Linked DNA regions of Homo sapiens: region 2 is linked to region 1. The links are chromatin contacts, found by Hi-C or POLR2A ChIA-PET in ENCODE. All regions are on one chromosome and are shown on one strand. Each heading gives the region's core, a stretch centred on a gene start or an enhancer-like site at or near the end of the contact. The rest is flanking DNA. Distances are from core to core; before and after follow the strand shown.

Region 1 (2,715 bases), core at 1-2,500:
ATTTCTCCAAGGAATAAATATAAGAAGTAGGAACACTTACTTTCCAGTAATAAACTGACTCCTGGATGGTGTGCAAATAGGCTGGACATAGTAGTTCTCCAGTTTAACTCCTTCGGCAGCGAGCTTGTCAAGAGTAGGTGTTTTAATCTCAGATCCGTGGTAACCCACATCTCTAAATCCCTGATCATCCGCTAGGATGAAAATGAGATGGGGCTGGGAGGTGGAAGTTGTGCTGGGCTCTAGTTTCTCTCCAGCTTGAGCTAGTAAGGCCCCTTCTTCCTCCTCTTCTAAGGCCTGGCCCCAGGACAGGTAACCATAAGTGAGGAGGCAGAGGATCCAGAATCCTGCCAGCGCCCCCATTGCTAGCATCTTTCCAGGACAGACACAGGCCTGTGGAGAAGGCGGAGGCGGATGCCCCGCACAGCCCCTGGGAGCCATTCACTCAGGTCCCAGGTGAGACTCCACGCGGAGAACCACGCGCCCCGCGCCGCTGCGGGCGCACACATGCACCCAACAGACGGTGAAGACTCTCCACCTGGCAAGAAATCCTCCTCTCCTCTCAGCTGTCACCATGTCCGACAACTTTAATCTTCCAGAAGTGATGGCTTAATGGATGGGACTCCGGAAGAACAAGGAGGGCTCGCTCTTCTCCAGCACATTTCACTTTCTCCTCCTCCTCCCCCCTCCCTAGAGCAGCTTCCACCAAGGAAAAAAAAAAGAAAAAAGTTAATATCTCCACCCAAAAGTTCTCTGGAGAAAAAAACCAAGCAAGGAATTGAGAATCACAGTGGACAGGAACTTTTCGTGGCCAGAGCGCCCTCGACGTTGGGGAGCGAGGCTGACTCTCCTGGGAGTGCTGGTACGGAGGGCGGCGGGATCGGCCGTCTGTCCTGCGGTCCCCACACCTGGAAAGAACTGCGAAGTGGACGCGTCGCGTCTGGCTCTGATCAGACAGATAAACTGCCGTAGTGGACCGGCCTCCTGATCACCTTCTCCACTTTCCCAGGGCTATTTTCCCCAGTCCTTTCCTAGGCGTTTGCCAATCTCCCCGACACTCACCAGGCGGCGAAGTGAGGAAGAAGCCGTTTCCTGATCTCCCTCCACCTCCGCAGAAACTCCGGGCAGCAATTCCTTTTCCCCGCTGCTAGGGAGCCTGAAGGCCAAAGCCGGGTCCCTAGCCCCGCGGCCGGTCCGCGCGGAGCCCGCTTGGTCTTTGCGTAGTTGGCGCACCCGGCGCAGGCGCTGCAAACTGCGTGCGTTTTCTCAGCTAACTTATTTAGCTTTGGCACTCCGAGTTCTTTTGCCTCCTCCCTCTTTTCTCTCCAGTGAATCACAGAACGGTACTTTCTTCCTGAGCTCCCCCGGGAAGAGGGGGTGGGGGAAAAGGACTGTTTAGAGGCTCGATCTTTCCTTTTTCTTTTCCGGGAGGTGGATGGCCAAGGCAGAGGAGGCTTTGCCAGAGAGAGAGCTGCGTGCTGCTCCAGCCCAGCGGGATTCCGGGGGATCCGCCTGGGCTACCGCGTCCCAAGAGTGTCGCCTCCTGCCCATCACCCCGCTAGAGGGAAAGGACGGCGGCGCGAATGGGGAAGGGTAAAGCGGGCACTTCTTTTCGTGGGGCTGTTGGTGAAGAGCCCCGTCTCCCATCCCTAAAGTTGCGCTTGCAAACTTTTTCTAGCTTCTGGAGGGAGTGAGAGAGAAGGAGCAGGAATAAAAACAAAATGCGTATGACACTCTTTCCTCTTTCCAACTTCCTTTGCAGGTTTTCCTTTACTAGTCCCCCCACCCCCATCATTTTCCTATTCCTTTTGTCCCTACCTTTTTTTTTTTTTTTTTCAGTAACGATGACAAATTTTTAAGTTTTATTTCCTCTCCCAATAGCTGGCTTTTACAGCCTGATTCTTCGTTACCCTTTCCCTATGTGAAAATACTGGAATTGCCCGCTCCCTCTTACCTCTCCCCTAACTTACCCACAGGGTGTCTCCAGCCAAAAGCCTGGAGAGGAAGAGTTATGCATTTCTCCTTCAAGAACCCCGAAGCCAGTCTGCATTCCTGCATTAAAGAAGCCAGTGTTTCCCATCCAGTAATTCAGGGAGCTTCATCATTTTTTTTCCTTCTTTCTTTTTTACCATGTGGAGGAAAACCATTGTAAAAACTTATCTTGGTTGTGAAAATACTCTTGATTTTACTAGAGTCATAGAGTTTTAAAGTCCTGCTCAAAGGCAGCAGAGGGATGTATAGTATAGTCTCTATAGAAGAGGCAATGAATGCCAAGAGCCACTGAGATATTTTTTTCTACCACCAAATTTATTCAACAGTTACTTACTGAATACCTACTGTGGGCTGGCACATAACATGTCAGATTCTCTCAATTGACTGAAACATAAATCTAGGTTTCATTTAGCCATTTATTTCTAATTCTCTCCTGTTGCTAAAGTTCCTGCTGAGTTCCCAGGCAAAACTTTGTGAAATGGGAACTTTGAAAGGCACGATGGTGCTCCATGAAGTTAACCTTGCTAGCTGCTGTAGGCCTTCTGGTCTCTGTTCTTCCTTGCAGCCCTTCTGGCTAAGCTGGGGAGAGATAGTCAGTTTTAGAAGCCATGTTCAGAAATGTGAGTTTAGCAATTCTGTAAATTAAGTCACCAAATATGTAATGAGAGTACTGAGTGTCAGGGGATTGAAAAGCATTGAGAGGTAGGGCCCTAGGCTTAATGGGCC
Region 2 (2,700 bases), core at 49-2,548, 290 kb before region 1:
GGGTAGAAAAAGATGAAGTAAATTTCAGATAAAAGGAATAGCATGATTAACATCACAGAGTCAGAAAACTATCTGGAAGGTTTGGAGAACAGCAATAGTTTGATATACTTGTCTGTGGATAACAACCTCAAATGTGAGCAGGGAAAAACATAAAAAGCTAACAAATTAATCCTGTGCTAATATGTTAAGATTTTCTGCTGCAGGAAATATCGGTTTTGATCAGAGGCACGAGGAACCAGATTCTGTGTGCAACACAATATAGTAGTTAAGAGTATAGATTTTAGAGTTAGACTGCCTGGGTTCAGACTGACTTTACCACTTAGGATTGTTTCTGACCTAGAGTGAGCTTTTTGACCTCTCTGTACCTCAGTTTCTTCTTTTGTAAAATGAGGATGTTAACAGCACCTACCTCATGGAATTGTTGAGAGATTTATATATAAAAAGTTAGAACAGTGCCTGGCATATAGGAAGCAAGACAAAACTGCTGGCTATGAATGCTGTTTTTGAAAATCAGGGTTGATGACACTGTGGAGTACACAATGGAACCAGAGAATGAAAGTCTACAGGCAGGGACTTCAGTTAGAAAGCTAATGAAAATTGTATCTGTAAAAATTAAATGCATCTGTGAGTACATTTCTTTGTAGAGATAACCACATTGGATAGCCATGTATCATATAAATTAACACGTCATACAAAATATATTTACATAAAAAGTCAGACACATGTATGTATGCATGTGTATGTATCTCCAAATCTCTTAGGCAAACTCATATACATGCCAGAATATAAGACATAAAAACAAATATACTCCCTACAGACAACCTTGTATGTACTGTATGTATAATTATAATTTCAAATTTAGTAAGTTGGAAGGTAAATGACTGAAAAGAATGATTGCTTTTTTCTTCTTTGTGTAACAGAGGACTTGCTCAGAACAAGGGAAGAAGATGACTATGCAGCTGCTCGGTAACAGCGTCTAGTCACACTCTGAGATACTGAGGTCAGCAAGAACAGAGGATGCACACTATGTCCCATCTTGCCTTTCTGCCCAGAAAGTCTCAGTTACTGGAAAAGCTTCAGAAATATTTACCAAAAAATCCATTTGAAATCCTGAAATTCTACTTCTCAGAAAAACAGTATTACTCTTGTCTAGAAATAACATTCAGGCCTCAAAGTGCTATACTGTCATTACTTCTAAAAATAAACTGAGCAAATCCAAGTCTTGAGGTCAGTTTCAAATAATGTGCTGCAGCAATGACACAAGCAACAGCTCCACTCTGTCCCACTGGAGGCAGTGCATTCCCTGAGGGCTTGAGAGCACAGGCCTGCTGCTCCTCATCTCTCCCTGGAAAGAGCTGGCAGCAGATGACCAGACAGGCCTCTAAGGCAGAAGGTACTGAGCAAAGTCCTTCTCTCTTTGTTGATTCTCTTTAGTAAGGCACCTGGAGAGAGTAAACCAATGATAGGAGGGAGTCGCCAATCCAGCAGCCTCTCCAGATGGCAGCTCAATTTTTCTCCTAGCATCCTCTAAATGATTTTCTAAGACCACCATCATGTGTAAGAATGCTTGATACCACCTTATATCATTTGAACAGATACAAATGACTTACATTTCAGACTTCTTTTTTTTTTTTTTTTTTAGACAAGGTCTTACTCTGTCACCCAGGCTGGAGTGGAGTGGCGCGATCTCTGCTCACTGCAGCCTCTGCCTCCCAGGGCTCAAGCAATCCTCCCACCTCAGCCTCCCAAGTAGCTGGAACTATAGGCGTGCGCCACAACACTTGGTAATTTTCATATTTTTTGGTAGAGATGGGGTTTCACCATGTTGCCCAGGATGGTCTTGAACTCCTGGCTTCAAGTGATCCTCCCAACTCAGCCTCCCAAAGTGTTGGGATTACAGGCATGAGCCACTGCACCTGGCCACATTTCAGACTTTAAATAGGAAACACATGAGCCCGTGAAAGGTAATAAATTAGGTGTATAAATTATGAAAAATTAGAGAAAAACAAAATTAGGTAATATTACAAGAAGTGACAAGTAGAGACATTTTAATTTTATGTCAATGTAATTAATTGATGCTATAATATAACCAATGCTATTTTTGAGAGATAGGGCTGATAATATTGTGGAGTATGGAACCAGAGAATGAAAGTCTACAAGCAAGGGCCAGGCACGGTGGCTCATGCCTGTAATCCTGGCACTTTGGGAGGCTGAGGTAGGTGGATCACTTGAGGTCAGGAGTTCAAGACCAGCTTGACCAACATGGTGAAACCCCCGTCTCTACTAAAAATACAAAATTATCTGGATGTGGTGGCGCATGCCTGTAATCCCAGCTACTCGGGAGGCTGAGGCATGAAAATTGCTTGAACCTGGGAGGCGGAGATTGCAGTGAGCCGTGATCATGCCTTGCACTCCAGCCTGGGCAACAGAAAGAGATTCTGTCTCAAAAAAAAAAAAAAGTGATAAACTAAATAAACGAATAATGAATAAATGCCAAGTCACTAAAATGTACTTGATTCTAAGCAAGATATCTGCTATTAAAACTTAATTTTTATCTTGAAAGAAATGGGAAGAAATTATCAAAATATTTTCAGATAATAAACTCCAAATAACTGATATTTATCTACATAGAAAGTTGTCCTTTACTATCTTTGTAGTAGTGTCTTCTACTATGGTTGTAGTAGTGTCAGTGCCTGTACT

The links. Hi-C counts contacts between places; a loop is a spot of excess contacts on that map. ChIA-PET counts read pairs that join two places held with the same protein, here RNA polymerase II (POLR2A). Pooled maps may share reads with other maps.
Region 2: a map of ascending aorta shows a loop between it and region 1 (2.2-fold over the local background). The contact joins the enhancer-like site here to the promoter of ARSJ in region 1. A Hi-C loop is called at or near these places in 2 of 168 maps with a recorded cell type or tissue (ascending aorta and chondrocyte) and 1 of 50 pooled maps. POLR2A ChIA-PET finds 5 or more read pairs at or near these places in 1 of 52 experiments (BJ).

The regions. Positions count from the first base shown.
Region 1 is chr4:113,978,397-113,981,111 of GRCh38, forward strand. It overlaps ARSJ (arylsulfatase family member J), which reads right to left and starts at 1,251. Exons shown (of 2, transcript NM_024590.4): 1 at 41-1,251. The coding sequence starts at 438. It overlaps LOC107986305 (a long non-coding RNA gene), which reads left to right and starts at 1,417. Exons shown (of 2, transcript XR_001741794.2): 1 at 1,417-1,590; 2 at 1,974-2,715. It overlaps LOC124900762 (a long non-coding RNA gene), which reads right to left. Exons shown (of 3, transcript XR_007058237.1): 3 at 2,499-2,568.
Region 2 is chr4:113,683,618-113,686,317 of GRCh38, forward strand. The region is part of intron 2 of CAMK2D (calcium/calmodulin dependent protein kinase II delta); the gene reads right to left. Among named protein-coding and RNA genes, the nearest start is that of CAMK2D, 77 kb to the right of the region's middle. Within about 2 kb of position 1,299, at least 23 of the 41 ENCODE cell types and tissues checked have a DNase peak (open chromatin) inside an H3K27ac peak, as active enhancers do; they include ascending aorta, where a contact is called at or near this core.